Regions from separate parts of the Homo sapiens genome. Here region 2 is linked to region 1. Evidence: read pairs that join two places in POLR2A ChIA-PET (ENCODE). Cell type or tissue: PC-9. All regions are shown on one strand. Each heading gives the region's core, and the rest is flanking DNA. Links, peaks and the distances in the headings are about the cores only. Region 1 has its middle 15 kb from the start of LINC02112. Region 2 overlaps LINC02112 (long intergenic non-protein coding RNA 2112).

Region 1 (16,740 bases), core at 4,821-9,820:
AACTACAGAGAAAATAAACAAGGAACGTGATAGAGAATGGTGGCTTGCAGAGGCCCTGGGTCAGAGATCTCTCTGCAAGAAAACATTTGAGCAGAGACCCAAGAAACCACCAGGAGCAAGCCACAGGGAAGAATTTCCCAGAACAGGGACATCAAAGGCCCTGACGTGAAAATCAGTCTGAGCTTTGTGATAAACAGAAGTAGGAAGGACTAGAGTAGACAGAGGCAGAGAGGAAGGGAGGGGCCAGGTCATCAAGTCTCTGTGATGGGTCAGACATGGGGGTGTAAGGAGGAGGCTTCAGTGAGAAAAGTTTCCAGATTTCTGTTTTGAGGCACTAGCTGGAAGAGATACCACTTACTGGGCTTGAAGAAGAGAAGCCTAGGTCCAGTTTAGAACATGTCAAGTATGGAATGCTGCTAAGACACCCTTCCTGCCCCGGATCTCTGGCCTGTGGGCCAGGATAACCCAGAGTCCCCCTTGCAGGGATCCCCCACTGCAGCCACTCCCCTCTAGAGCCTGGGAAGCTGATGTGGATGCCTAAGGTCTCAGGACCCACGAACCCCTCATCAGCCTCTGCCTTGCCCTTGTCCCCTGAGCCTGGGCGAACCACTAATCCCCATATGTGAGTCTCCTGTTCCTCTGTGGTGTCTGTATCAATTCCTATGGCTTCTGCCACAAACTGCCACAAACATAGTGGCTTAAACCAACACAAATCTGTTATAATTCTGGAGATCAGAAATCCCAAATGCACCACCCTGAGCTAAGATCCAGTGTTCCTTCTGGAGACTCTGGAGGGAATCGGTTCCTTGCCTTTTCCAGCTTCTAGAGGCTGCCCACGTTCTTTGGGCCATGGCCCCTTGCTCCATCTTCAAAGCCCAGTCACACCCCTCCAACCTCTGCTTCTTTCATCCTATTTCCTCTGACTCTCTTCCTCCCTCATGTAAGAATGCCTGTGATTACCATGTTCCCACGCTGATAATCCAGGGTCATCTCCCCATCCAGATTGTCAATCCCATCTGCAAAGTCCCTTTTTCCCACATAGGGCAACATATCCATAGATTCGAAAGACTAAGACATGGGCATCTTTGAAGGGGCTATTATTCTGTCAATGATAATACCCTAAATCCTCTTCCTCACACTGCAGGTTATTTCTCATTCTCTATCCTGCCACAGGGTTTTTACTGGAAAAAATCAGACAGAACCAGTTCTGGCAGGAATGGAAGGTACGAAAAGAAGAAATACAGAAAGAAATCACACACTGAAATTAACAACCGAAAATACTACACAACCACAAAATTGTAAAAAAATGTATATTTACAATCCAATCCAAAGTTTTACAAACGTGTTAAAAACTTTAGACCAGTTAAATTCAATTGAGTTTAATTGAGTAAAGAACAATTCATGAATCAGTCAGCTCTGGAACCAGAATATGTTCAGAGAGGCTGCAGTGTGGCTGCATGGTCAAAGACTGATGGACAGAAAACAGAAGTGGGTACACAAACTGCCAACTGTTTACAGCTTGGTGTTTGCCTTATTTGAACATGGTTTCAATAGTTGGCTGCCTTTTGCCAAAACTTGGTGACTGGCCAGAACTAAATGATTGGCACAAGAGTAGGTTATGGTCTGTTTCCACATCCAGTTAGGTTACAGTCTACTATGTACAGAGAGACCTTTAGGCTGAACCTAAAATACGTAAGGAACCAGCTTTAGACTAGACTTAATTTAACACATGTATTAGGGTATAGGACCAGTGTACACAATTCAAGATTAAGACATACATAAGATTGCTGATGTCAAGTTCATAATCAATTTATGCACAGTTAAATAGATTCAGTGCCTTTTGGGATTGAAGAGGGAAGAGAGACACACACTGGGTGTTGGCTTCCATTCAATGAAACACCAGAAGCTGGGTACCAAAGCAGCACCACTGTATACTGTGCCTCCCTGGGATCTGGGCAGGGTCCCTGCACAGAAAGCACATCTCTGTGGCAGGGATGGAAGTCATTACTTAGGAATAAAAGTAGCCCAAGGACCTGCCTGGCCTCCCCCAGCCCAGCAGAACTGAGATGTGGTAGCAGGCACACTCTCCTGGGAACTCTCAGATAGGTCATGACTGTTGTCCCCCACCTGGGAGAGCCATGGGTCTCTCCTCCTCCACCTTGTGAGCTCTTGGACCCCATGGGTAGGAAGCAGCTCCTCTGGGAAAATGGTAGATGGATATTGCATCAAATACACGGCCAGCAGCCAATGCCATGTGGCATGCCGCCCACCTCGGCTCCAACCCTCTCTCCCCAACCACCACTTCTGCTCTTCCATATTCTTCCCAACCCTCCTGCTCATAGCACCCTCACTTTTCACCTCCCTCCAGCACAAAAGATTTTGAAATGGGAACTTGCCTTCTGCTAGGGTTATGATGAATAACATTTTCAATCACAACACATTTCAATCATAAGGAAAATAGCTTTAGAGGATCCCCAGGGAGTAGGAGTAGGTGAAGAAAAAGCATATTCATACAAGTTAGATTACCTATTTTTTTTAAAACAGAAAGTTGCCAATGAGAAAATGGGACTCCTTTTGAGCCACTAAAATGTTAATGTCTGCGCATACCTAAAGAGCTATGGATTCCTAATCTTTCTTCCTCAAAACAGTAACATGCTTTGGGGTTTAGAGAGCAGATTCTAAGTCTGAAGCCCACACCCATGGGGACAGCACCACAGCTTAACCCTAAGTGGTCCTATTGGCAGAAACTAAATTGGAAGATTCTGGATGTCTGCAGCCTAGTAGGATGGCAGGGTTCAGTCACTGGAAAACCGTCACATATGTGTCTTTGAGCCTTCCCCACAAGGTGTGCAGAACTCTTCTAGAAGGACATAGAGCTGAGGTTTTATCAGGCTCAAGGTTATCTTGCCTGCTTTCTGTAGATAGCAAATTTTGTTCAAGACTTGCTTTCACTACAGACTAGTAGCAAGGTGTATTAGTCAGGGTTCTCTAGAGGAACAGAATAGGAGATAGAGAGAAAGAGAGAGAGAGAGAGAGAAGTTTATTAAGTAATATTAACTCACACCATCACAAGGTCCCACAATAGGCCATCTACAAGCTGAGGAGCAAGGAAGCCACTCCAGGTCCCAAGGCTGAAGAACCTGGAGTCCTATGTTGGAGGGCAGGAAGCATCCAGCACAGGACGAAGATGTAGGCTGGGAGGCTAAGCCAGTCTAAGCTTTTCACGTTTTTCTGCCTGCTTTATATTCACTGGCAGTTAATTGATGCCCACCCAGATTCAGGGTGGGTCTGCCTTCCCCAGCCCACTGACTCAAATGTTAATCTCCTTTGGCAACACCCTCACAGGCACACCCAGAATCAAAACTTGGCATCCTTCAATCCAATCAAGTTGACGCTCAGTATTAATCATCACACAAGGTTTGAGGGCATAACTAACCATCAACCACCTCTTACTGTTGACCAGACAATTACCAAGCAAGGAACACATCAGAGCTGGGTATCGGGCACCAAGTTCAGGGCAGTCCTCAGTGGTGATATTTAGTGAGTGTCTACTGTGTGCCAGGCCAGGGGTTACTGAAATGGATGACAGGACTGTCTTTCTCTTTCAAGGGGCTCCCTCTCCTGTAGCTCAGTGGTTATGTGGCCTTGCCAGGCTGACCAGAACAAACACCAATGCTACCATTTCCTAGAAAGCCAGTGTGAGCACTGTCTGGACAGCACACACTATTGAAGGCCCAGGTGAGGGCCCAAAGAAGGCATTGCCCACAGGTGGTGCCCAGACAGACAATCCCTGATCTCCTGGCCCTGGGTGATCACACCTGGATGAAAGGTCTGGGTGATCACACCTGGATGAAAGGTCTGGGTGATCACACCTGGATGAAAGGTCTGGGGAATCACACCTGGATGAAAGCTCTGGGGAATCACACCTGGGTGAAAGCTCTAGGGAAAGACCTTTTATTTTTTGTTTTTGTTTTTTGTTTTTGAGATAGAGTCTTGCTCCATCGCCCAGGCTGGAAGGCAGTGGCATGATCTCAGCTCACTGCAACCTCCGCTTCCCAGGTTCAAGCGATTCTCCTGCCTCAGCCTCCCAAGTATCTGGGACTGCAGGCACGTACCACCATTCCTGGTTAATTTTTTGTATTTTTAGTAGAGTCAGGGTTTCACCGTGTCAGCCAGGATGGTCTCGCTCTCCTGACCTCGTGATCCGCCCACCTCAGCCTCCCAAAGTGCTGAGATTACAGGCATAAGCCACTGCACCCGGCCAGGAAAGACCATTTTTACAGGCAGTGCACACCCACCAGTGCTCAAAGGCCTTGGGTCCTCAACGATGCATTATTATAAACCTCCACGGCTCACAAGTTTTTAATACTGCACAAGCTTACTAGAGGAGATTGCCACAAGTTCACAAGAGGAGAATAGATATGTGTGTACAGAGGCTAAATGGGAGCTTACAAGATGAGAATTCACACAAGCTTATAGGAAAATATACACACAGGCTCACATGGAGAGATGCACGTGGGGCCACATAAAGAGATGCACACAGGCTCGCATGGAGAGATGCACACAGGCTCACAGGGAGAGATGCATGAGGCTCACATGGAGAGATTACACAGGCTCACATGGGGAGATGCATGAGGCTCACATGGAGAGATTACACGGGCTCACATGGGGAGATGCATGAGGCTCACATGGAGAGATTACACAGGCTCACATGGGGAGATGCATGAGGCTCACATGGGGAGATGCATGAGGCTCACATGGAGAGATTAAACAGGCTCACATGGGGAGATGCATGAGGCTCACATGAGGAGATGCATGAGGCTCACATGGAGAGATTACACAGGCTCACATGGGGAGATGCATGAGGCTCACATGAGGAGATGCATGAGGCTCACATGAGGAGATGCATGAGGCTCACATGGAGAGATTACACAGGCTCACATGAGGAGATGCATGAGGCTCACATGAGGAGATGCATGAGGCTCACATGGAGAGATTACACAGGCTCACATGAGGAGATGCATGAGGCTCACATGAGGAGATGCATGAGGCTCACATGGAGAGATTACACAGGCTCACATGGAGAGATGCATGAGGTTTACATGGAGATTGTACATTGACTTACATGGAGACAGGCACATGTGCTCACACGGAGAGATGCTCACAACTGTTGGAGCCCTCAGAGGCCATCTTATCCAATTCAGTTTACAGAAGGAAAATGGAGCCAGGAAGATTAATGTCTTACTCCAGACAACCTGGCCATTTCAGGACAGTCCCAGAATTGGAGATTATGGTCATCTGACAAGATGTGTTGTTTTTTAATCTCCATTCATACTAAAAAATTACTAAGGCACAATTTCACCCAGGGATGCTTCCGGCTTTGTGTACAAGCAGGACAAGGAGAACTGGACTGAAATCTGCGGCTCTGGGGCAGTTCCCTCAGGGCTGCCTGTTGGCTGACAAAGGAGCATCAGATAGTCCTTTTATAAGATAACTCTCTTCAGCAGTCTCACACTGGCCCACTCCAGGCCAAGGTACTCCTCCCTAAGTATCTACTGCCCGGCTTCTCTCAGGATATCCCGGTCCTGCTCACATCTCCCTGGTGAGAATGCCTGTCCTCACCCCCAACCACAGTAGGGTCCCTCTCACCCTCAGCCCCCATGCCTCCTTTAGTTTTCCTTTTAGTGTTTATGCTACATGGTATTTTACGTTTTTGTTTTGTTTTGTTTTGTTTTGTTTTTTTAGGTAGAGTCTCACTCTATCACCCAGGCTGGAGTGTAGTGGTACAATTTCAGCTCACTGCAACATCCGCCCCCCAGGTTCAAGTGATTCTCCTGCCTCAGCCTCTCCAGTAGCTGAGATAGAGGCACACACCACCATACGTGGCTAATTTTTAAAATATTTTTGGTAGAGATGGGGTTTCACCATGTTGGCCAGCTGGTCTCGAACTCCTGACCTCAAGAGCTCAGCCCACCTTGGCCTCCCAAAGTGCTGGGGTTGGTATTTTACTTTTTGTGCTTTATCTTCTTTACTATCTAGAGTGTTCTCTGGGAGAGGGTAGAAAGAGAGGCAGTTTGCTTGCTGCTTTACTCTTAGTGCCTAGAACAGAGGATGGCATGTAATAGACACTCAATCAGCACAGCATGAATAAAATAATGAGTTAAACACATTTCATTTCTAAATGCAAATATTGCTCTGTTTTGTTTGCAAAAGGCTATCTTGAAGGACATATGTTGTTACATTTAAAAAAAATTCTGGCAAGTTTCCAGAAAACAATGATCTCTTATCTTTATAGCTCACTATGGTTCCTCGAACCGTAATCATAGAATAAATGAATGACTACTGAATGGGTAAGGAAGAAGAAACATGCATTAGTTTCTCTGTGATCTCGCCACCAGCGAATTAGGCTTTCAAATGTCCATCTGCCTGGCTGGGCTCAGTGGCTCATGCCTGTAATCCCAACACAGGCGATTACTATGAGATCAAGATGGGAGGATCACTTGAGATCAGGAGTTCAAAACCAGCCTGGCCAATATGGTGAAACCCCGTTTCTACTAAAAATACAAATAAAGAAATAAATAAAATTAGCCGAGCATGGTGGGTGGTGTGTGCCTGTAATCCTAGCTACTCCGGAGGCTGAGGCAGGAGAATCACTTGAGCCTGGGAAGCAGAGGTTGCAGTGAGCTGAGATGGCGCTACTCTACTCTAACCAGTGCAACAGAGTGAGACTCTGTCTCAAAAAAAAAAAAAAGTCCATCTTCTCTATTGTGAGATAAGGAGGGGGAAAGGGGACATACTCTGCAAATGCCTCCACCTGAGGACGAGCTCCAGATGACAACTGTGTGGTGTCACTGTGCCATCGGAAATTTTCATACAGCTCTCTAGACTCCTTCCGAGGGCATATTTGTAAATTATTCAGAAGTGATGGAAAATAACATTACACATAGTCTTTCATTTTCCTGACAAACTGTCTTAAAGCAAATGCAAATGGTCATGATGCTCTTCGAGATCACTCCATGCTTGGATGAATAACCTGGGATATATAAATAATGTAGGTAATTCCAAGGAGCCTTTACCTTAAGTAACAGTTACGCTCCGTAGCAGGTCCTCAGTAAATGTTCACTGGACTAGAAGCTTCCTCCCAGTGGTGCCCACATAGACAATAAATTCCCTGAGAGGGAAGTCACCACCGCTTCACCCCGCCCCACCCCTCTTCCAGAGTTATCATGGTACAGCCAAGAGGGACCCCTGACAAGTACCTCGTACAGGTCGCCACTGACTGAACGGTTTGAAATCAGTTATCTGGGCAGGCAAGGTGAAATATGTTTAATGCAAACCATTTTGGCAAATTGGCCAGTATGACCACCAGAAACTGATAGCTGTGAGCAGCCAGTAAGCAGTACTATGTGATCATTTGCATGAGTTTAAAATTATGTTGAAAGAGAAACAAGAAAGCTAGTCCAAATATCCAACATTTATAAAAGCAGAATCTCAATTATATTATCATTAAACCTAGATGTTTGGTTTGTATCTGAGCTTGCTGTGTCCTTTTGAACCTCCTTTCCCCACTGCCCTGCACGCCTCGTGTGTGCACGTGCACACACACACACACAGTCCACACTCTAAAATGCCTCCACTGACAACAACCTCTCTAATAATGCAGCGTGGAGAAGAGAGCTAGAAAACTGTTATCATGTTATTCCTCCAGAACTCAAGTGACAGGAGAAAATATTTTCCAGCCCTCACATCCTTGAGATGCTAAAACCTGATCTGCAGTTACTTTGGTGCTGAATACGAGTGCCTGATGGATACGGCACTGTAGCAAGACCGATGATGCCACTGTGCGAAACCATAAATTGTGCACTTATTTAAGATGATTTGAATGCAGAACAAAAGGTACCTTGGAAATAACCATCCAGCAAACGAAACTGCATTCCTGAGTGGCTAGGCCTGAATTTAATGAAATGATGTGAAACATGTGCCTGTAGTATCTAAAAGATTTGAAATATAGGTCCTTGTTCTGTTAGGAATAGTTTGGGTTTGCATTGCTAATTAAGTTCCCAGTGAAGGGTGTGTGTGTGTGTGTGTGTGTTTGTGTGTGTGTACATGCGAACACAAGTGCCTGTACATCTACTTGTGTGTATAAGCCAATAGCAAATAGCTACACAAAACACGCAATGCTAGAAACAGCATTACTATACAAGAGAACACCCTTAAGTTTCAGCATCCAGCCTGCAGGATTTGAATGCAAGCACTGAATTAAGAGGTTGCTTTAGGGATCAGGATGGTCATGACTCCCTAGTAATCACTTCCCTTTGCCACTACCAGCCTCTGCATGCAAAGATATCTAACGCAGGTCCACAGAGAATAATCTGAAAGCTAGGAGGCCACAGGGACCTTCGGGATGCAAACATTAAGACATAAAAACAAACTCAGCCAATGCGAAAAGAAAAATTAAATTACCTTTAAAAGTGTTACGAAGCCAGCTAGGAACACTAAGGAAATTTATACGAGCCTTTGCTAACTGTCTTTGCTGCTAGAATCTTAATTCCAGAAGGCACTGATGTGCAGTCCCTTCAGATTCTCGAACACACACAGGGATGAGGGTTCCACACAGGGTCAACATGCAGTTCCCACGTGAGGTGGGCCAAAACTTCAGGGAAGACAACCGTTAACAAAATAAGAGAAATGACAGCTTAAATGTGAATTTGGAGAACACCTTTTAAATTGTTTGCACAGATGTGACATTATTTACATGACAATTCCATGCTCCTCAGCACAGAGAAAATAAAACGAGTTAGACGACGTTAAAGCAACCATTAATTCTATTAATGAGTTAAGGATTGTTTCTAGAACTTTTCCGTTGCTTCATCATCTTGATATAATTAAAAATATTTGTTATATCTGCAATGTTGTTTCAGCACCTACTGGGAAAAGCAAGTCAGAAAGAAAAAAAGTTTGCTAGTTTTCCTGGAAAAAGAATGTTTACTCTTGTCAAAAATGTTGAAGGCCTTTGGGTTCATTTATTTAGGCTGATCCCATTAGTCAAAATGTTGAAAAATGTTTTAGGACTAAATATTTTTCCACTCCATGAAGAGCGTTGACTACAATACTTATTTCAGAAAGCAACAAAGAAATAGGCATGTATCAACCAAAAAAAAATCACTTAGCTTCTTTAACTTGATGTTGCTACCGTTTCCTCAAACTCAGCTGAATCAGCTCCGTTTAAGTGGCAATGCTTTGGAAGCAAAAAATGATAGGTGACAGTGTGGCAAGCTCCATTTCGAAAACACAGGAGGAATTCTCTTCCCTTCTCACTCACATTTCATCACTTACTTGCAATTTCTGTAAAGTACTCTCCAAACTGGGAAAGATGAGGAGGCCGTGGGAAAGATTCTCATTCAAGAAATTCGAGACTCACCCTTTACCCTGTAAAATATTCCGTGTTGTTGATCTGTAAATAGAATTATAGCTCCACCACCACCAAGCCGTGATGCAAAAGTGCCTGGGTGAACTAAAATTAAATGCCAATGAAAAATGCCTCTCTGCACATCAGCATCTATCTGCTTGGGCCTTTTTTGGCTTCCTCATTTGTCTTTATTTTCATTTAGAGCCACGTGGTGTACTGCCTTTCGCTCAAGGCACTCTCCCTCACAGTCGTGGGTGACTGCGTGTTGTCCTTGCCACCCACAGAGCTACATGGGGGAAAGAAATTACTTATTGATTTTCCTTTCTATGGAATGGTGTCTTTGGCTGGTTTCTTGAGACAGGGCAGTAATGCACAGAGCCCCAGCAGTGGGGATGCAGGCAGTGTGCCACACTGGGCTACACCACCAGGGTCACCCTCTCTCACCAGGGTCACCTGCACTTAGCTCTTTCAACAAAATAAACAGCATACACTTCAAAAGTTGAAAGAATGAACAAAACAATGGTATGTTCCCATCTGAGTAGTGGAAACAGCATGATTTGAATTTTCTTTTACTCTTGTATTCTAAAAAAGGTTTGGTTGGGATGGCATACTATCTGGTTGGTTAAGGAAGTATATTTGACATTTTCAGGTTGGTCCTAAATTTAAAGTCAGAAAAAAAAATTAGGAATGCTGTGAGTTGTGAATCAAGTCTTCATAATTTTGGGCCGATTACCAGAGATGCCATTTTTGGATTCCTGAATTGTTACTAGAGATAGTGGTCTGGGCTGAGAGCAGTGGTTCATGCCTGTAATCCTAGCATTTTGGGAGGCTGAGGTAGGAGGATCGCTTGAGGCCAAGAGTTCAAGACCAGCTGGAGCAACATAGAGAGAGACCCCATCTCTAGAAAAAACATTTAAAAATTAGCTGGGTGTGTTGGTGCATACCTATAGTCTCAGAAGGCTGGTGTAGGAGGATTGCCAGGAGTTCTAGGCTGCAGTGAGCTCTGATTGCACCACTGCTCTCTCTAGCCTGGACAGCAGAGTGAGACCCCATCTCTAAAAAAAAATAATAATAATAGTAAAGGACAGAGATAGTGGTCTGACTTCCTACAAGTCTGACTTCTAGAGAGCAGGCTGGCTTTCTGAGCTGATTACTGCAGATAACAAGTTGGTTTTCTGGACTGGTTGCTGCAGGCTGCGGGGCAGTTCTATTTTTACGCATAGTCTGACCATTGCCCGTTTGTATGTTTATATATCCAGTGTCTCACTCTTTCCTCAAAGAAGGTGGACCTGGCATTTTGCTGCTGAAGTCCGAAGGAGAATGCAGCATACTGTCCAGCCTAAAACACACACCCCACTAGGGGGCAACTGGCTTTAGCACCCAGAGCTTCTCCGGTGGTTTGTGACACCCCATTCTGGGAGCCGTTTCTGAGAGCCACACACAGCATGAGTGTGAGTGCCGTTCTGTTCAGCTGTCAGAGATGCTGATTCCTGTGGATGCCACTGAAAATCTCAGCATAAATGGACTGCTTTCCCCACTCCCCATAGAGGAGCTCTGTATTCGCAGACTTTAACCCTGCACCAAGAACTCTGCACTGGTCGCAAAGTCTTCCAGTTCTCCAAGGCTTATATGCAAAGACCCACCCCACCCCCATAGTACCTTCTCCCATGACGATCATGGTACCAGGCCCAACACCAAGGCCACAGGGGCAGGGTCTAGAGGTGTCCCCTTCTGATGTACAGTCACCATCGGGCTGCTAGGCTTCCTGCAGCCAGCAAGTGCTCACTGGTGTCCAGCTTGGCCTCAACATCTTCCATGAGTTTCACTTATTGCTACCAACTCACTGTTTGAGGCTGCACAACAGGAGACCCAGCTCTGGTGCCAATCAGCCCCCTTATTCCTGTTTAAAGCCTCTTGGGGGAACAACCCCAGGGTCAAAGATTTAAGAAGGAATAAGAAAAGTGATGTTGGCTTCTTCCCATAAATGTACCAAGAGAACTCAGTGGTGTTTCCTGATGCCCAGAAGCTGGGTCAGAGCATGTGGCCTCCATCCACTGCAGACTTGGAGGTCCTGGGCAGATGTTCAAGAGCCTGTTTCCAAAGAGAATGGTCCTAATGAGTGACTGACCCACTGAACTTCAGAGTATTCCACCTCAGACCAAGGTGGTCCAGGTAGTGGCCCAGGTAGACCTGCCTCTATAGGGATGGAAGCTGTATATCTGTGGGAGACTAAGTCAGACATCAGCTTGCACCCATTTAGCCTCAGAGGCCACTGTGGGTGCTTCCTGCCTTTGCTCCCCTTTGACCTCTGTCCCAGTGTTCCTGATAAGATTTCACAAGCCCAGCAGCTGAGTCTTGTTCTTCTTATCATCTGACAAACCCTCTTCTTGCCCCTAAGGCTCAGAGCACACTGAAGGCTGGGAGGGTCGGTTGGTGATACTTACTTTGATTTTTTAGTTTAAGTTCTGGGCTACATGGGCAGAATGTGCAGGTTTGTTACATAGGTATACATATGCCATGGTGGTTTGCTGCACCTATCAGCTTGTCATCTAGGTTTTAAGACCTGCATGCATTAGGTATTTGGATAATGAATTTTTTTAATGATGATAACAAAAGCCAGTTTAAATCTCTTTTTCAAAACCATAATTTAATTTTATTCAAAATGGTTTGCTGTATATAAGAAATATAATAAACCTTGAAGAAAACAATTTTGAAAAGTCATCTTTCTTACTACTCTAAGCTTCTATATTAAGCTCTAGCTACCCTTTAGAGCTTGCTGGAGAAGTAAACAAGCATCCAATGCAAATTGGGTTATACTTAGTTCTAGTTAAAGAAGAAAAATAGCTAAAGGGGACATTGAGTCATGAGTTCTTCTAAAAACAAAGAGGTAAACACAGAAAACTTGTAATTAGGAAATATCTAGGGACTTTATATGCATACAGGCAAAATGCGATACTGATTAGATTAATTTTTTTCTACTGAGTTTTGCTATGTAGCAAAATTCAACCTGTTGAAGTGGATGAGCAGCTATGCCCTGAGCAACCACATTTACACCAGCCCTGGCCAGCCTGAGGCACCAACAGACTGAAATGCAGATCTGCTATGAGTTCTCATTGGGCTTTTGCTATAAAATATTCATGGTGAATTACAAAGGATCATTTGAATCACAATCTCTAGAAACATGTTGGAAAGGAGAAAGGCATCAAATTGCATCTTAGGCTTTTATCTTTTTTTACATGCCACTCTAAAGTAATTACAGATTATTCAGGCCAATGTTAAACTCAAATTTTTAAAAATCAACATTTATAATAAAATGACCTGCTGATTTCTTACCCTGCTCACCATATGGTGATTTATATGGTGCAATGAGGGCCCACTACTGCCTCCTGGTGGTAATGTATCTTAATTGCAGGAACCATTTTACAAAAAATAGTTATGCTTTGAAAGATGAAACATGAAGTTACAAATACTGTGACCTAAAAAATACAGACTTGACATCTGTGGTAGGAGAGATATGCCCAACCATCCATTCTTACCATTTGAGGGAACCTATTGTGAGCTGAGTGTTGAATTAGGGAACAAAATTTCTACCTTGAAAATTCAGTTTCATCAATAGAAAAATTCAGATTACTCAAGCCAAATGATCAAATGTCACTAGAAAAGGAAACACATAGTATAATCAGGTGGTGTTAACTCAATATACATAATTTTTTAACCCAGAAACACAATAACATTTTTCAGACAGCTTGACATAAATGTGGACGGGACACCTACTTGATTTCTCTAAAATTGGTTTAAGGAACTGATTGACCCATCCTTCATTAATCACCCCTGAGTTTTTCTCCCTAACAATTTTGGTCATGCAAAATCTCCAGAAGTCTTTGTGCCAAGTGTCTAACCCAACTCTATTTTGTATACCTCAAAATCCAATTCAAATTCAACTTTCTTCATATGATTTTTCTTTCCCACTCAGAATTAAAGTGATTTCTCCTTCTAGCAGTTAGATTGGCAAAAATAAAAACTATGATCCTGTCTACAATAGTTACCTCCACCCCTTTATGTTTATATAATATTACACCATTGACATCCTTTGCCCCACCTGTCATGGTACTTTGCTGAGCTATGTGTTTGTTTGCTTACTGTGTATTTCTGCCACTAGAATGGAAGTCTCATGATGGCAGGAACCTTGCCTGCTCTGATACTTTAAGGAGCATACCAAGCTCCTGAAATACTGCCGTGCACGTAGATGCTCACTAAATATTTTCTGAATGAACTATCAGTCAGTGTTAGTGAAGGTATTATAGTCAAACTCTTAAACTTTCTGGTGAGAATGTAAAAATTATTCAGAGGACAGTTTGTTAATACACATCAAATTTCATTATAAAATATAACAATTAAATATAAGAAATGTTTGTCAATAGAATAGAAATTATATCAATAGTAAGCTATACAGCCATCAGAAATGATGATATCCAACTATATTTACAGACACAAAAAAAGGTCCTTGACATATATTTAAAATTAAAAAGCAGAGTTTGCAATAGCATGTGTGATGGTTAATTTTAATATGTTAACTTGACTGGGCTACAAGGTGCCCAGATATTTGTTCAAACATAATTGTGGGTATTTCTGTAAGGATGTTTTTGGGTGTGATTAGCATTTAAATTGGTAGATTGAGTAAAAGAGATTGCCCACCCTAATGTAGGTGGGTCTCAACCAGTCATCCAAGAACTTGAACAAAAAGACTGCCCCTACCCCAAATAAAGAAGATTCTTCCAGACTGACTGCCTTTGAACTGGGACATTGACTTTTTCCTGCCTTTGATCTTGAACTGAAACATTGGCTCTTCCTTGAGCTTGCCAGCCTTCAGACTAAAACTATACTGTCAGCCCTATTGACTTTCAGGCCTTCAGACTCGAGCTGGAACTAAACCATCAGCTCTCTTGAATCTCTAGCTTGCCAACTCACTCTGGAGTGAGTGAGATATTGAAACTTGCCAAACTCTATTATCATGTGAGCCTATTACTTATAATAAATATCTTTCTGTGCATACATATACCTCCTATTGGTTCCATTTCTCTGGAGAACCCTGACTAGAACAGTGTATAGTAGGATCTCATTGTGCTAAAATATTAGAACTATGTAGATCTAGTTTCTGTAGTGTGCCCAGTTTGTTCATGCCTCCCTGTATTCATGCCTTTCTATGGTTCCTTTCACAATGACTCTAGGCTTAGTCATGCAACTTCCTTTTCACCAGTGAGACAATAGCAAACATGACTTAAGCAATGACTTGAAAAGTGCTTGCGTATTGGAGTTGCCTTTCTGCTGCTCTTGAAACCTGAGACAGCCTTGTGAACCAGACCAAGCAGCCTCGTGCAGCAAGAGAAGCCACTGAAGAAAGGATTTAGCTCTCCTACCCATGCTAGTCAAGACCCATCACCAGCTCACTGCCCACACAGGACCAAGCTCAGCTGAGGTTGAGGGGAGCTGCCCCCTCCCACTTCCCTCTCACATTCTGAACAGGCGACACCACCTCTGGGTGCATCTGACCCCTCATTCTCACTACTGAGCACCCATGGACTGAAACATGGTGGCACATTACTGCAAATCATGGGCAACTTAACACCACCATTCAACAGCTGCAGTCACCTGAGACTGGCCTGGACCAGAACTGACCAGCTGAACCCAGCCCAAATTGCAACCTTAATAATTGCAGACTATGCTGAATTTTTTTTATCTTGCCCAAATTCCTATCTAAGGGGTCTGGGGAGTCATACCCTACAAACTATAAATTCTCACCAGATGGGTTTTATTTAACCCTATATATCGTGACTTACTTTCCAAATCCAATATGGCATATAACACTATGTGACAAAGAAGAAAGTCAACATATTTTATCCCAAAACATGTTTCTTTGCCATATTTTAAAATGGTCCTGCAAAGCTGTCCTTTCTGGGTAAAAATGTACATTTGTAAAGAATCTCTATTAACATAGCTAGATCTTTTTCTTCCAGGCCTCCCAATCCTCAGGAGATTAAGTAGGAGTCTAACACCTTTTACAGGAAACATTTGTCATCTATTGTCTCTAAGGGCAGCCACTGTAAGACTTCAAAAGAACCCAGGTCTCCACAATCTTTTATTTTAACCTGAAGGTTTTCTTTCTATTGATCCCAGGTCTTTAGACAAACTCAACCAATTGTCAGTAGGAAAATGTTTAAATTTACCTATAGCCTGGAAGCCCCTCCCACTTTGAGTTGTCCTGCCTTTCTGAACCAATGTGTTTCTCAAATGTAATTTGATTGATGTCTCATGCCTCCCTAAAATGTATAAAACCAAGTTGCACCCCAACCACCTTGGGCACTTGTTCTCAGGACCTCCTGAGGGCTGTGTCACAGGCCATGGTCACTCATATTTGGCTCAGAATAAATCTTTTCAAACATTTTACAGAGTTTGAGTCTTTTTGTTGACAGAATCATTTATTAAATGGTTAGCATTTCAAGCCACTAAGCTTTGAGATGGTTTGTAATGAAGCAAAGACTAACTGATATGTTACTATAGAACAACAACAACTAAAAAAAAAAGCCTAGAAGGCTATATCCTAAATTGTTAATAGTGGTTACCTCTATGTAGAAATTACAGATGACTTCTGGTTCATTCTTTTTAGCATCTCTGCATACTGTTTATAATAAGTGCATATTATGTCTGCAAGCATAAAAAACAATTAAAATCCATTTCATTTTGAAAAATAATTTTTAAATTGATCTCTCCCTTCTTAGATTTCCTGCAGTAATTACTGTTTGCATGACTAATTCACCAATTAACCATGAAGTGTTTTGATATCAAAAACTGATATTTAAGGCTTTCATTGTTATTTGACTATGGCAATGGAACATGCAGTGATACTTTTTAAAAATGCTGTGTATCATCCATAGTTATTAAGCCTATGACTGGCATACAGCATGGAGCCACCAATGATATTATTTACTTTGATTTGAAATCACTGTTTTGTATTAACAAATAAGGCAGAGTAAAGAGTAGAATATCTGCAAGAAGAGGAGAGGTCCTGGCAATGGCAGTGTCCAAAATAAACCTGAGTTACCTGAAAACTCAACACCAAAGCATTTAGTGCCCACTTGCAACTGCCTATGCCCTGTGGTAAGAGTGGGGATTCCTGTGGCCATGCCACGATTCTCTGCTCAATGTCCAATTTCAAGCTTAATTCAGATTGATTTAAACATGCATATACATATCTACCAGAGAATTAAACAAACCATGGAAATTTAGAATACAAATTAAAATTTCTTCTAGAGACCTAATCTGGAAAAAGAATA
Region 2 (16,740 bases), core at 4,270-9,269, 260 kb before region 1:
CTCAAGGTCCTCCAGCCACGTGAATAGAGCAAAATTGGTCCAATATATTTTAAATTACAATAGTAGTATATTAGAAAGGGAAATATAAGGGAAACTTTTAGTTATAATTTTCTGTAGACATTAATATTTATTCTTGTATACATCAGACTTTCTACAGATAGACGCCATGATAATATAGAAGATTCATTTTATGAAATATTCTTTCTCAATTATTCACAAATCTGAATGTTGTCTTGTTATCGTTAAGTACATAATATGAATTTATTATCTATTCTCCCTGCCTGGCATGAAACATCATTTAGATAATCATAGATTCTACTGAAGAGGAAGAAATTTGAATAATGTTAACAAGCAATTCATGGTGGGGCTTTTAGTCAACTTTATTTTTCTAGTTCGACTTAACATAGTGATTCACAAAGCTTACTTCCTCCTAAGAATTCACATAACCATGAAAAAAGTACTTTTGGCCATAAAACAGGATGAGATCAAATGTATCTCAAAAGCAACTATTGTCAGCTATATTCAAAATGCATCATTCTTTGATCTAAAATGGAGAAAGTAAGTGTGGCCATGGCTACACAGCAGTATGGATTGGGGAGAGAATACTTCAACATGCAAGAGAAAAATGTGATCTTAATTATAGGGACTTGTAATTAATGCATTTCAGGCCTCAACATTTAAGTTGCATTTTGGTAACTTTTAAGTAAATAAAAATTTTAAATGAATAAATAAAGCTTTTAAATAGTTTTTAAATAAATAACTTAAAACTAAGAAATCTGTTTTTATGCCTTTTTTCCAATCTATCAAATTGACAATATAACAGATCTGCATTGTTCCTGCATCATTTCAGGTGGCCTGAAATTTGACAAGAAGAGGACATATGAATGTCTTCTGTAAGGTTAGATGAAGATCCCAATGCACTGAGTCAAGGTCTCTGAATCGTGGGGAACATGAGGTAGTTACCCCAAGCAGAAGCAGAGGCCACATCCCTCAGCTCGGTGTCCAGTGGCCCCACATTCATTCATACTGGGAGATAGCAGCAAGGAATGATACTTTCTTTGCAATACATGGTACTGTCGAAATGAAAAACTCAATAATCCCTTACAGGATCTCCATCATTTTTTTCGGGGGTGGGGGGTAGCTAGGGACGTATAGACTCTATACTAACAATCTTGGCCCTTAACTAGAAATATCATGGCCGACCAGTGACCTTTTGGATACATATGGACCTCAAGCCAAATACAGCCACAGCAAGGCCACAGGCTCATGAAGAGGAAGAAGGCAGGGTCGGTGCCCAGGCATCCTTCGAGAAGCTCTGTCTCCAACTTTTCTCATCTGGAAAGCCCCTCTTCCTTTTGCTCATTGCAAAATCTGACTTAACACTCTTTTATCTGGCAGTGCTTAAAGTGAGTTTGACCTGAGGTCCACAATTGCTAATTGTTGAAAGAGAACTAGAAACACTTGCTTAATTCCGAGGGTCAACATCAAAAACAAACCTGACCAAAGTTGCAGAGGAGGTATTTTACAACTAACAACAACCTTAACCTGACTTCGTTTATCAAATGTCCTCAGAATTATGATACACCCAGATCTTTGGCATTGTATTTTTTTGTCCACCGAACAAAACCGGGAAGCTACCAAAAGTCATGCATGGAATTCATGTGTACCACTAGCAGTGTGTGAGATCAGCAGAATGTTTCTGAAAGCTAAGAGCTGTATTCAAAGAACTGATCACAATTGCATTTGAAATAAGTTATCTGCCACTATTTCTTTTGGCCATAATGTGGCAAATGTTATATAGACAAGAAAATATTTAGTAAAAGTTGGAAGTATTTGCAAAATATTTGTGCAGAAGTTTGCATCTTTAATTGTATGACCTCATTGTAGTTGCACAGGGAGACTCCAGCTACATCTTATCTTTTCAAAATACTCCTGAGCAATGGCTTTCCTACAACCTCTTTGGAATGTAGCATTATCAGCTTCTATTTCCCCAATTTCCTATAATTCAATAAAAAGTCAGCAATAACATGTCCAAGGGCATGTTATCTCAAATGTGGATTTTAATGAAACACAAATATGCCCATGCATGTTTTAGCAAATTGTTCTGGACCATGCAAAAATGCATTAAAAGTGGAGGCATATTTACATTTGTTTTGCATTTGTTATTTAAGAGGTCAGACTATGCAAAGTGCATCCACTTTTGTCAATAGCTTCAAGGAGAAGAAAATTTTATTAAAGTTAGATTCATGACAAACAGATGAGTTAATATCTGTCATTTGGGGGAAAAGGTTTTGAGAGGCTACATTTTTAAAATAATAGGCATTTATTACTTTTCCAAAACTGAGAATACTTAACAAATGTGCCTGTCTATTTTAAACCAGGTATACTGGTCTGCAGGTAAATTTCCAATTAAAAAGCCAACTTAATTATAAGCAGTTTACAGCACAAAGGGAGATTGTTATATAGTCTGGAATTGGCCCTGGAAATTTTAATATAAAAAATAAAATTAGTAGTAGAAGAATAAAAGACATTTAGTGATTTCCAAAAACTTTTAGAGACAATTCTTGCTCAAGATTTACAAATAAAGAATACAATAGAAAAATTTGTATTCTAAGATGATAGAAAACAATATATTCTAACGTTGCTTAAGAGATATAATCTTACGTACTTGCTGGATTTGTTTGTGGTTGCCTTTGCCAAAGGAAACTTTTTTCAAAATTAAAGAATTTTTTTTTTCCTAAACCAGCCTCTGCATTTGCCCCTGAATGCTGGGGAAAAAAGGGTGTGCAGGAGGGGTGGGCACAATAAAAACTGTGTGTGTGTGTGGTGCATTTTCTATACACTCCCGGCTATGTAGGACGGACAGACCCATTTCTACAGTGTTACCTGGATTCTCTATGTAGCTACAGACCTACTACATTGGGGATTACACAACTCTATGCCTCTAATATTATGTTGGGCTTTGTTGGACACAGCACACCAAGGCCAGGGTGGACCTGGTGGTGTGCACATATGCTGTCCGTGAAGTCTGAAGTCTAACATACTTAGAACATTCCTTCTTCCAGAATCACATGGATTCATGACCTCTCCTAATTCATCTCTATTTAAATTTCACTTCATCACAAAAGACTTGGTCCGATTATCACACCCCACATCACCAGCATTCTCCTCATCCCTTTCCACTGCTCTGTTCTCCTTATTTGGTTAGTACTTACTACTATCCAACATATTTTCTGTCCCTCTTCCTAGAATATAAAGTTCCATTAGAACATAAACTATTTTTCTTCGCTGCTATATACCCAGTAACTAGATGGTGCTTGGCACATGGTGGGTGCTCACAAATTTTTATGGAATGAATGTATAATTAAATGTTTAAAATAAAAATACAACTGCTGATCAATGACACTGCAGAAAGGTCCACCAGAGAATGCAACCTGAAGATTGGCAGGGAAGTAATTCATGAAATGGCTATTGTTCTGAACACTTAGAAAGTATTAAGATTTCTTCTACCTGCTTCTGACAGACTCAGAGTATAAAAAGTTTCAAAAGACTGTGCTGTGGTGTGGAGAAATTCCAAATGGAAAAATTGAACATATTCTGTCATCAGCTCCTTTCAGACAGATGCTCTCAAGGTGATCGATTTGGCAGTCCTGGGGAGGGATGATATTACGTTTCACATATACATCACTGGATTAATCCTCATTGTGGTATTAAATCTAATTAACATAAATCTGTGCAGTGACTTATGTTTTAAATGATGGGGTAATTATTTAAATACTTTCTACTATGAAGGGAGTTGCGGGCTTGGGTTGGAGAGACATAGCCAAACCAGAAATAGGCAACAAAAGACTTTCCAGAAGAAAAATGTGACATAGTCCAATAATATGAGTGTTACTTAAGAACACCTAATACGCTAAATACTGATCTGACAAAGAAGATAAATTGAGAAATGATGATTCATATTCCCAAAGATTTTTTTCATGTTAATATAAGCATATTTAATGGAGAAATCCATAACAGATTTTAAAGCTTTCATTTTCTAAAAGAGTACGACTCAAATTTTTATAAACATATGTATGATATCAATAGAGGTAAATCCATCTCATTTGAGTGAGTGCAGCTCCAGCTTTGTGTAGATCTTGAGCATCCTTGGTGAGGGTATGAGAATGAAGAACACTCCGGAGACCAGAAGCAACTTATGACTCACCAAAGCTCTGACTGCCACTCAGTAGCGTTCTAAGCCCTCCATTCATTCCCATTCCACTTCAGTGCCAAGCATCTGAGATGGGAAAGTCATCTTCAGCCCACCAACAAGCCCTGAGCGGCTGGGCGTCCATCTCCCCATCTGTACCAGTGGCACACATCACTGTTCCATTCATCATGTCTATGAACTTGATCTGATTTTTGTCATGACTGTCACTATAAAAGTCACTCTGCATGAGTGTCAGAAGGAAATTTAGAGGTCTGTTGCTGAGGTAATATATTTTCAGATCAAAATGTGGGTTATTGAAATCATTATATGTATATTCACATGACTACATATTATCATGTTAGGAGATGGGACTGATCATGGAGACATAGTATCTCTCTGCATCCCATGAGACATATCTTTCTTACACAATTCCCACTGCTAGGAAGATCACTGAACTTTCCAGAAAGACGTTCACCAAATACGCTCTTAGTGGGACCCAACTACACATCGTCTGTGGCAGAGACCTACAGTTCTCATGAGTATCTGAGCAGCTCTTTTTCCTGGAAACACAGCTGAACACTTCCCAGGATCCCTTGGATTATGTGTGTCTCTGTGACAAAGTCCAGCCAATGGAACATGCCTAGAATCAATGTGGGCTACTCCGGGGCTGGGCCCATAAACACTACCCAGTTACTATCGTCATCCTCTTCCTCTTCACTGGCTGAGTAGAGAGGATTCCAAGGAGCTATAGGGAGGGGGAGCCACAAGACGGAAGGATGTGGCTTCCTGAATAATGGGATGGAGATTTACCATGGCTGCCTGCCCCCACCACACACACAATGGACAGAAATAAGAGAGAAAAGTAAGCTTTTATTGTATTAATCCATTCAAATTCAGGGCTTGTTTGTTTTATGATTAACATACCCTGACAAATAAAATGAACTTTAATGGTTTTTCAGAATCTGTTGCATTTCATTTTCTAAAAGATTACAATGCAAATTTTTATAAACATATGTATGGTATCAACAGAGGTAATCCTTATCTCATTTGAGTGAGTGCAAATGAGATATGCATTTTTCTTCTGTTGCATTTACTTTTCTAAAAAATATTATTTTAATTGTGGTAAAATACACATATCATAAAAATTGCCATTTTAATCACATTAAGTGAACAATTCAGTGGCATTGGGTACATTCACATTTTAGTGTGTGTTACCATCAGCCACCTCCAGGATGTTTTTCACTTTGGAATCTGAAGCTCTATACCCATCAAACAATAACTCACCATTTCCTACTCCCCACCCCAACTGCTAGCATCCACCTTTCTGCTTCCTGTCTCTATGATTTGACTACTCTATATACGTTTTCCGAGTGGAATTATATAGTATTTTGCCTTCTGTGACTAGCTTATTTCACTTGGCATGTTGTCCTTCAGAATCACCCAAGTTGTAACATACGTCAGAATGTCCTTCCTTTTTATCACCCACGTTGTAACATACGTCAGAATGTCCTTCCTTTTTATCACCCACGTTGTAGCATACGTCAGAATTCCCTTCCTTTTTATCACCAATGTTGTAGCATATGTCAGAATTTCCTTCCTTTTTAAGGCTCAATAATGTTCCATTTTATGTATAGACCACATTTTGCTTATCCATTCATTTGTTGATGGATGCTTGGTTTACTTCTACCTTTTGGTTGTTGTGAATAAAGCTGCTATAAACATGGGTGTACAAATAACTGTTTGTGACCCTATTGTCAGGCTTTTTGAGTGCAAATCCAGAAGTAGGATTGCTGGATTATGTGGTAATTCCATTTTTAATTTTTTGAGGAATCATCACTATACGGTTTTTCACAGCAGCGACACCATTTTACATTCCCATCCATAGTGCACAGCCATTCCAATGTCTCTATATACTTGCTCACTCTTACTTTCTGTTTGGATTTCCTAGGATCTTAACCTCCAGAAAACATAAACAAAAGAAGTGCATGATACTGTATCACTTACTGTCATAGATTTTAATGAATATATCTGAAAATTCGTTTCAAACTAAGAGCTATTCCCAAATATTCAACATCTACTGTTCTTTGCTTGATAGGAGCCACAACCACTCTCTCCTAAAACCAAGCTTTTTGGTTACAAGTGATTTCTGTGTCTGCAGGTAAGGTTACAGCTGGCTTTGTGGTTAGTAAATAATCTCTTGGTAACAGACTTGCTTCATCTGTAGGTGACTGTATGAAGTCAGGCCGAGGGCTGAGTCAGACAGCTCAGCTGAGCTGCTCTGGTGGCGTGCCATGAGAGTGTCACAGCCATATCTGGAGCAGATTAACAAGAAATGTAAATTCCCTTCCAAAAATAGATTCCAAGAAGTAGAGAACTTTTAAAATTACTTTCTATAGGAATTTCCATGATGCCTGAAGCTCTAATTAAAAAGACTTATAAACTCTAGCTAGGTAAAGAATTTTTGAAAAACTCTTCCTGCATTCTCTATGTAAGAATAATACCTAGTGCTTTTTTAAAATAATAATAATAAGAAGAAGAATAAGAATATTTTGTGCTGTTATTTTCTTGGGCAAAAATTTTTAGAAGGCTGGAACAATCTTGTAATTTTATTCTCTAGCCTTCCACCATTCCTTTACTTATAAAAAATAGCATTTTAATTAAAATAATCCTGAATTCCATGCAAGATTAAACACATGAGAATAGTCAGCAATCTTTTGGAACAAAAAAAAAGAATAAAGAGTGACTTTCACTGTCAGACACCTAAGTGTATTATGAAGCAACAATGATGAAAACTAAGTGATAATCAGCCCATGGGAATAAGTGCATAGTCCAGAAAGGAAAAAATGTCCATAAAATCATTTTGGTATTTAAAGCAATGGAGCAATTATGACCTATTTGATGAAGACAGTATTATATGAACAAGTGGTTAAGCCACTAGAGAAAGATAAAGTTAGGTTCCCATTGTCTCAGAATTTACATGGAAATTAATTAAAATATGAAACAAGTCTTAGTAAAGATACAGAACAATAAAAACTTCCATTCCTTACTGGTGAGACTGAAAATAATACAGCTATTCTGGAAAACAGTATGCCAACTTATTACGAAGTTAAACATACATTGTGTCTGTGGTCCAGCAATTCTACTCCTGTTATTTGTCCAAGAAATATGAAAGCATGTTCCCACAAAAAGACTGTTATAAAAATGCTCACAGTAGCTTTATTTATAATAGCCCAAAATATGTAACAACATGGGTGAAACAAAAAAACACTGCATTAGGAAGAAGGCCAGACACAACAAAGAATGCACTATATGACTACATTCATAGGAAGTTTTAGAATAGGCCAAGTTAACCTATGGTGATAGAAATCAGAAGAGGAATGTCCTGAGGCCTGCAGGGTTTATGGGAAGAATGAACTAGAACAGGACATGAGGGCCCTTTCTCAGGGAAGAGAAATGTTCTACATTTTGATTGTAATCATGGTTACATGAGGCATGTATTTTCCAAAACTTGTCAGTACAAACTTTATAAGTCTCTTATGTATCTCAATAAAAATTAATTGGGAAAGGTTTAACATTTAAAGGAAAAGACTGACAAATATAACTACTTCAAAATTTAAATTTCTGTAGGATCAAAAAGACTATAAATAAAAGATGAGTAATAATGAGAAAAAAATCATTGACTATGAGACTTAGTTTAGTTTAATTAAATTTAATTAATTTAGAGAGAAATCTCAAAATTGAAAAAACATGAAAAACTGATGAACATCTGAAAGGAAAAATGAACAAAAGTTATAAATAGGCAATTTGTGAAAGAAATATATAAGCCCCAAACAAAATTTAAACAAAATTTTAAATGTGTGATGGGCCAAGGGCTAATATATCTCTAATGTAAAAGGGTTTATAGAAATAGGTAGAAAATACTGTATATTTGGATTTTTAAAAAGCAGGCAAAATATAGGAATAAACAATTCACAAGAAAAAACACACACTCAATAAGTGTCTTAAAGTGTCTAGACTCTCTAGAAATCAAGGAAATACAAATTAAAACAACTACATACCATGTCTGACCCTGCTTCTGCTTTTTCCTGCCTCTGTGGTTTTCTCTTTTTTTTTTTTTTTAATTTGTTTGTTTTTCCTTTTCAGAACCACTGATTCTCAACTCAATGCCTGGGAAACTTTTATTAATGTTCAAGTTATCAACTTGGACACCACTTCTCAGGTAGCTTCCCCTGACTCTCAATGCTAATAGGAGCCCTGCTTTGCAATGCTATACCACTCAGTACGTCCCCTAGCAGAGCACTTATCACACTGCACTTACTATCCAGTTTTCCTACAATCCCCACAAAATCAGTTCTGTAAGGGCAATGCTACAGTCCAAGTGCCTACCAAGCACAGTACCTGGCACATATAGGTGCTTAATAAATATTCCTTGAATGTTTTATTGAGTAATATAGCATTTTCAAATTGGGAAAAGCTAAAGAAAATTATCGAGTATCAGCAAGATTTAAGTTGTGGCACTTTCACTCACTACTGGTAGAAGCATAAACAGTTATAATGTTTTCTGAAGATGTAGTAGATGGAGTTCTCCAGAGCAACTGAACCAATCGCATATGTAGAGAGAAATAATTTACCAAAAAGAATTGGCACACATGATTACGTCCAAGATCTGCAGCTGGCCAGCTGGAGACCAGGGCAGCCGATGGGATAAGTTCTACTCTGAGTCTGAGTCTAACTCCTAAAGCAGGAGAAGATCAATGTCCTTCCTCAAAGACAAGCAGGGAAAAATAATTCTTTCTTGCTCAGCCTTTGATACTATTAAGGGCTTCAGAAAATTGCATGAGGCCCAGCCACGTTGGAGAGGGCAATCTGATTGACTCCAACCTGTGATTCTAATGTTAATCTCATCCAGAAACTCCCTCACAGACACATCCAGAAATAATGTGTAACCAAATATCCGGGCACCCTGTGGCCCAGTCAAGTTGACATATAAAATCAACCACTGCAGAAGGTAATTTGCCAACATTTAATAGAACTCATAAAAATGCTTAACTTTTTTGACCTGGCAGTTCAGTCTTGAACAATGTTTTCTAAGAAAATTATCAGAAATATGTCTCTGAATACCTGTTAATGGCATCTCTTTGTTCATTGGTTGTAAGATAAAACAACCTTAAGAGTGATTGAATAAATTATAAATTACAATAAAATATAATTCAAAACTTAACGATGATATATAATATAGACTTGCAATTATTGATATAAAAACATATTCACAATATGTTAAATTTAAAAGTCTATCAATAAAGACAATTGTAATATGATCTAATTTTAATTTTAAATATACAATATATACAATACAAAATATACAATAAAACTTCCAGAAACTTAAAATGTAGTGTGTCTTCTTTGGGTCTGAAATTATGCATGAGTTTTTTTAATTTTTCTTTTCATTTTATGATCCTGATATTTCCTAGTTTTAATTTCAATTTAATTAATTCAATTAATCATGTAATTTCAAACAACCAAAAAACTAACCATGTGCTTTGAAAGCTTGACTTACATAGGCTACATCTCAAAAGTCTGTTCCACTCAGGATTAAAATTAAAGCAATTAGCTTAGTTAGATCCTTTTCCCTTAAGCGTTTCATTTGCTGTCTACTAAAAATACCGAGCTCTGATTGCTTTGCTCACCAGCCTAAACTATTCCTCCTGATAGAGCCTCAGCAGGACAAGAGACAAGATGATGTTTAGGTAGAGGATTGAAAGTGATCTGAAAAACTGACAGGTGTGGTGTGGTATATCCATACAATGAAATATTCAGCCTCAAAAAGGAGAAAATTTTTGACCCATGCTACAACATGGAGGACATTAAGCTGAGTGAAACAACCCAGACTCATGAAGACAGACGCTGTATTATTTCAGGAACATGAAGTTCCTAGAGTAGTTAAATTCTTAGAGAAAGTAGAATGGTGGTCAGCAGGGGCTGGCGGGGAGTGGGGAATGGGGAGTTACTTAATGAGTGCAGGGTTTCTGTTTTGCAAAATAAAAAGAGTTCTGGAGATCTGTCACACAACAATGTGAATGCACTTAGTGTTACTGAACTGTACACTGAAAAAAGATTAAAATGGTAAATTTTATGTTATGTATATTTTACTGTAACTTAAACAACAAAGCTGACATATCTGACTGGGGGAAAAATCAGAGTCACACAGACTTGACTTGTTGAAGGATTTAGAACTGATGAGGGCTGACACAGTGGCTCAGTCTTCCTGCCAAATCCAGGGCTCCTCCCCTTCATCCCGCCACCTTTCAGAAGCTGAGCTCTAGGCACATCAGAGCAATTAAGACAGATACTTCTATATTCTCAATCTATCACCCCTGGAATGAAAGCAATAATAGTAGCTAACACATACAGGGTGCTGACTATTTGCCAGGTAGTATTCAGAAAACACTTTACATGCATTGACCAGATAATTCTCACAACTCTGTGAGGGAAGAATTATTATGAAATCTCATTTTACAGATGAGGAGCCTGTGTCTCAGAGAGGTTAAGTAATTTTCCCAAGGGCACGCAGCCTGCAGTGGGATAGCTACAATGCAAACGCACGCATTATAGCCCTAGAATCCATGTATATAACTGTTGTAACCATGATTCTTATACTTTAAGGAATCACCTGAAAGATTTCTCAAAGCTGTTTCCTGGACTCCATCCCAAGAGAGTAGTTGGTGTTAGGGCCCGTGAATGTGCCTCTTTGACAAGCTCACCGGTGCTGCCAGTGCTGCTCGGCTGAGAGCTGCATGCTGAGTGGAACAAGGATTGCAGCACACTGTAAGTGTTGCAATAAAGCACCCCAGTTATGTTCTGGAATTAAATCTAGTAAATAATCAATAATGGATGAGTTACCCGTGGATCAAATTAATTTACCCCAAATGACTTGCTATTGATATGCTCGTATTTGGTAGCAATGTGAGTTGATAATCCAATTTAAAAGCTGTTACTTATTCAACTCTATTGCAGCAAGTATGAGGCAATGTGTTCTCATGACAAGACGGCTGGGAATCTAGAGAAATGCAAAACCAAGGAATATCATTTAGTGTAAAACCACCATAACAGCACAACACGGTCTTTTAATCACTACAGCATCATTTTCAGATGTTACAGAAGTTACAGTATGACTATAGCATTCCACAAAATCCTCACACTCCCCTTGCTCTCAGTCTATACTCTGCCTTTCCAGAAGAGGTTGCCTTGGATACAAGTATTGTCATGCCTGTAAATTTTATCCCCTGTGGCAAGTTAGCAAATTGGCATCCAGGTTTAATAAATCTGTCTGTTATTAATGAATAAATCTAGTCTTTCTAGCAAGACTCATACCCACAATGCTTGATAACCTCTGAGAAAATGGGTAAAACCAGTTGGTGGACTCTCAAAGTGGACAATTGCACCCTACACCCGTGTGACCCAGGGGAGCACAGGGACCCCATGAACTACTCCCCCATGGGAATGAGTAGTATCCCTCTCTCTTGAGACTCTGGGACTGCAGTTAGTGAGGTTGGGTTCTGAAAAGATGCTTTCACATCCCCAATTATGACTACCACTCTAGACTTAGACCAGCTGCCCTAGGGAGAAGAATGACAGCCCCACATTTAATAATAGATCTCAGGTTTCACCTTCCTCACTAGGAACAATCCGCTCAGCTTAGAAGCTCTGGAGCTGTTTTCCCACACCGCAAGGTCTTCTATCGGTTTGAGAGCCCCTGGAGATGGCCCACGCTGGTGGCAACGAGGCATAGAGAGTCACACGAGATCACTTAGCTCCCCAGTCAGGTCTACTGCAGTATGAGAAACAGGGGAGGGAAATGTTAGCTATTTAAAGATACTAGAAAGAAAAACACATGGCGTGAACATTTTTATTAGGTCATAAGGGGTCAGGCCTAATAGAAGATTATCACTTTATTACTGGATTCCATTTTATATTACCCTGCCTGAACAAGACTCTCACGATAGCACCAACAGATTTGGCTTTAATGACTTCTCCCTCATAATTTCTAATCACCTACACTTAAGGACCATTCCCCACCACAGGAAAGTGATGGTGGGGAAATACTTCACTGCAGTGAAGACCCTTAAACTCCCAAGATTCAGACTCACCTCCCTGAGCCCCGAGCTCACCAGTGAGTCCCTCAAGACTGGGTAATGAATAACACCAAGCATTCATCTATGAAGGAGTTCCTAAATAGGATGAAGTAGTTAAAAATATTTTTTAAGAATAATTAAAAGGCATTATGGAAAATCCTGAAATATTTCTTTTTTTTTTTTTTTTTTTTGAGACAGCGTCTGGCTCTGTTGCCCAGGCTGGAGTGCAGTGGCGCGATCTCGGCTCACTGCAAGCTCTGCCTCCTGGGTTCATGCCATTCTCCTGCCTCAGCCTCTCAAGTAGCTGGGACTACAGGAGCCCGCCACCGCTCCCGGCTAATTTTTTTTTTTTTTTTTTTTTTTTGTATTTTTAGTAGAGACGGGGTTTCACTGTGTTAGCCAGGATGGTCTCAATCTCCTGACCTCATGATCCACCCGCCTCGGCCTCCCAAAGTGCTGGGATTACAGGCGTGAGCCACCACGCCCGGCCTGAAATATTTCTAAACAGATAAAAAATAGGGTCAAATATGAACTCATTCTTCCTTATATAGAACATGTCCTACTAGTCACTAAGGTGCCCAGGTTTCTTAATTGGTTTGTTCTTTGAGCTAATACCTAAAAGATGACTAACATGGGAAATGAAACCCAATGGCCGCAACGTCCTTAAAACCCATGCATCCAAACATCCTGTGCCTCTGGGTAGTCTATGGCAGGCTGAATGACAGTCCCCCTTGGATATCCCTGTCTTAATCCCTAGGACTTGTGACTATGTCACCATACATGGCAAAAGGGACTTTGCAGATATGATTAAGGCTACATATCTTGAGATGGGAAAAAAATGACCCTTGATTATCTGAGTGGATCCAGTCTAATTGCATGAGTTCTTAAAATAGGAAGGGGAATCAAGGGAAGTGTATCACAGAGACAGCAGCATGAGGATTCAGTGCAAATGGCTGGTTCTGTGAGGTAGGAACCACATGCAAGGATCTGAGAAAAGTTATAGGAGCTCAGGGCAGCCTTCACTTGACAGCCAGCAAGCAAATAGGGACCTCAGTCCTACACCCGTAGGAACTAAATTTTGCCAACACCTGAATGAACAAGGTGATCTTTTTCTCCTAGAATCTCAAGAAAGGAACACAGCACTGCCAACATCTTCATTTCAGGTTAGGGAAATCTGTACTGGATTTAAAGAATTAGAAAATAATAATTTTTTGTTGTTTTAACCTACTACATTTTTGGTCATTTGTTATGGCAGCAACATAAAACTAATGCACAGTTTTCATCCAAGTTATACTTCTAATTAAAACCTTACCACTTTAACAAATCCTGTTCTTTCTAGCCACAGCCTCTTAGCATGAACTCCAGTTTCTTTTTGTAAAGTAATCCTCTATAACCTTTTATACTAAACTTTCTATACTAAAAGCATCAGTAGATTTCCTTGCTGTATTTCAGCCCAAATTAGCTGGGCTTGACTAATCACAGCAGGGTCATTTAGGAGTGACATAATCCTAAACACAATCCTGAAGGTGAATGCATGCTCTCTTTTCTGACATTAAAGGTGGTTTCAATCACGTCTGGCACCGACTGAAAAAATGTATTCTGGAATGCCTCAGGATGAAGGAAAGAAAAACATAGATACTGATCTTCCAACATCGCAATCTGGTTCTAATATCAGTTGTCTACAGGAAGAATTCACTGTTAGAGAATGATTTCCTCAAGTCTATTTTTAAGATCCCTTTAATGTAGCCATCTGCTAAATTATCTTGATACAAATGAGGAGAATTTCAGTGAACATCTGAATTTCCTTGTTTATAAAACGAAAACTAGATCACATTCCTTATCTAGCCTGGTGATAAGAACTAATTTGATGTATACATATATCAGTGTGTGTACGTAAATCATATACACAGATTTATACTACATATACACACATGTGCACCAATCAGGATAAGCTAGTTTATGCTGCATCATTATCTCTGCCTCAAACAAACCACCCAAACTTAGTGCCTGAAACAGCTCAGGTTTACTCCCTCCCAGTTCTGTGTATCAGCTGTTTGGAGTGGATTTGGCTAGAGGTTCTTCTGTTGGTTTCACCAGGGGTCACTCATGTAGCCGCACCATGGGGTAGCATGGTCCAAGACAAATCCATTCACATGCCTGCTTGTGGGTGCTGGCAGTCAGCAGAAGTTGTGAAGCCTCAGAAGGCTTTTACTCAGAACAGCCTCCATGCCATTTCTCAGTCCCCTTTGATGTAAGCAAGTCACAAATCCAGCCTAATTCCAAACGGGTAGAGAAAGAAAATCTACTCCTTGATGAGAAGAGCAATAAGTCACATTGCAAAAAGGCACACACGGTGGTGGGAAGAATCTGTTGCTATTTCAATAATCCATCATTACCCCCAAATATCAAAGATTTATTTTTATTCCCACTGCATGGCCATCGTGGTTCACTGGGGGCTCTGCTGCCCATTACTGCTCATTCCAAAATGCAAAGTGATGGATGATTCTGCCACGCAGAGCATGCTGTGCTGGTTATCAGAACCAAGGGGAAAATGTCAGAGAAGTGGCCTGCAGGAAATGAAATACTTCCATCCAGGAGTGACAGTTGTCACTCCCAGCCAACTCTAAGTAAGTCATATGGCCACATCTAACTCCAGCGGAGTTGGAGGTGATTTCTTACAGGTGCCTGAAAGAGGAGAGCTCAAGTGAGAATAAGTAGATCAAACAGGTAGCACAACATACATGCATGCTCTCACACACACCCATACGTGACATCAATCTAATAGTTTGTCACAGGCAGCTCAAACATTTGGAACTACCCAAAACTCTATCCGTGTTCTGGAAATGATAGTCTCTGACTATAACTCAGTTAAGAAAGAACAAGAAGATTGATAGTGTTTTTGTCATTTCCGTAAGAAATTTTGTTAAGAATACTCTTTCTTATTTGTTCCAGAGATAATGATATAAATAGAATTCACTTGTCAATACCCAATTACTTTTGATCAGACATGGAGGGATTCTATCTACAAACTGAATCAAAAAATCAATTGTCATTTTGAAGTCAGTACATTATCATTTCTTTGTAATTCAAAGCTGTGGTAGTTAGGGCTGTTCTCAAATGGTCTTTTTCTCCTTCTGGTTGTACTTTCATCCACTTAAATGTGATCATGTGACTTTCTTTAGTCAATACAATTCTACGTTATATTTGCATGCTATTCTATACTATAAAGCATTATTATATATAAAAACTCATAAAGTTATCAGGATAATAATTGGAAATTAGCTTAATCTCATGCAAACTGCAAAAAAAGATGATTCTACAAACAATATATGTGCTAAAAGAAAAAATGACAAGATAAATAATACTGAATCACTACAATCTCCAACTAAAATTGTCTGACTCAACTAAGGCAATAAATTTTTAAAAACTGAAATCAAAGTAGAAATATATTTTAATTGTATTATATTTCTTAATGTTTTCTTATATTTAATGTTAGAATATTTGCAAGTCTACAATGGAGGAGGAGAGATTTATAAATTCCAGCTGCCTATAATAGCTCAACTTTTTCAGAGACGTAAATTTTTTTCTTCTAAGAAGAAGTTTTTCACTTCATGTAGAAGATTATACTAATATTTACCTGAACCCAAATTAGGGAAGGTTTATGTCGTTGTTGTTTAACTTAATATGCTACCCACGTTAATTAGCTATACTGAGCTTGCTTTCTTATTTTCTCTTAGTATCCCACATTTATAAAGCTATGTGCTATTCTCAAAAAGTTTTAGGTAGCAGTCCTTGTAAGGAGTTGAATGTGACACTCAGAAAAATCTCTAGAACTGGTGAATGCAACTTTATTTGGATAGAAAGTTTTGCAAATGTAATTAGGTTAAAAATTTTGAGATGAGATTATCCTGGGTTACCCAGGTAAGCCCTACATCCAACAACCAGTGTCCTGATAAGAGACACAGAGAAGAGGGGAAGGCTGTGCACAGACAGAGGCAGAGACTGAAGCAATGCATCTATAAGCCAAGGAATGCCAACAATTGCCCACGGCTCCCAGAAGCTAGGCAGAGGCATGGAAAAGATTTCCCTCAGAGCCTCCAAAAGGCACCAACACTATCGACACCTTGATTTTGGACTTCTCATCTCCAGGACTGTGAGATAATACATTTCTGTTATTTTAAGTCATGGAAGTTTGTGGTGGTTTGTTGTGGCACTCCTAGGAAACTCAGCAGCCCCTATCGAACCATGCCTCCCTCATCGCCCCAGGCTGGCTTTCCCTTCCACCTCTTCTATATTGGCACTCCCCAACAAGCGAGCAGGGCCATCATCTCTGAATTAACACTATCTAGAATTCATTTCACCGTCTAGCCTCCTTTGAGTTCTGCAGAAAAGCAGAGGTTGTTATATCAAATACAT

What was found. Peaks named below come from ENCODE experiments on the same cell type or tissue, not always from the same donor. Only the 100,000 strongest peaks of a DNase experiment are listed, where the experiment ranks them.
Region 2: POLR2A ChIA-PET joins it to region 1 with 7 read pairs; 2 of 35 experiments call an interaction of 5 or more read pairs at or near these places.

What each region holds. Positions count from the first base shown.
Region 1 is chr5:9,910,114-9,926,853 of GRCh38, forward strand. No RefSeq gene overlaps it. Among named protein-coding and RNA genes, the nearest start is that of LINC02112, 15 kb to the left of the region's middle. In PC-9, for the core only: no CTCF peak of the experiment used is centred there; no DNase peak of the experiment used is centred there.
Region 2 is chr5:9,647,562-9,664,301 of GRCh38, forward strand. LINC02112 (long intergenic non-protein coding RNA 2112) reads right to left here. Exons shown (of 13, transcript NR_027112.2): 10 at 12,340-12,420; 11 at 11,860-12,020. It also overlaps a transcript of TAS2R1 not described here. Among named protein-coding and RNA genes, the nearest start is that of TAS2R1, 26 kb to the left of the region's middle. In PC-9, for the core only: no CTCF peak of the experiment used is centred there; a DNase peak (open chromatin) is centred at 6,420.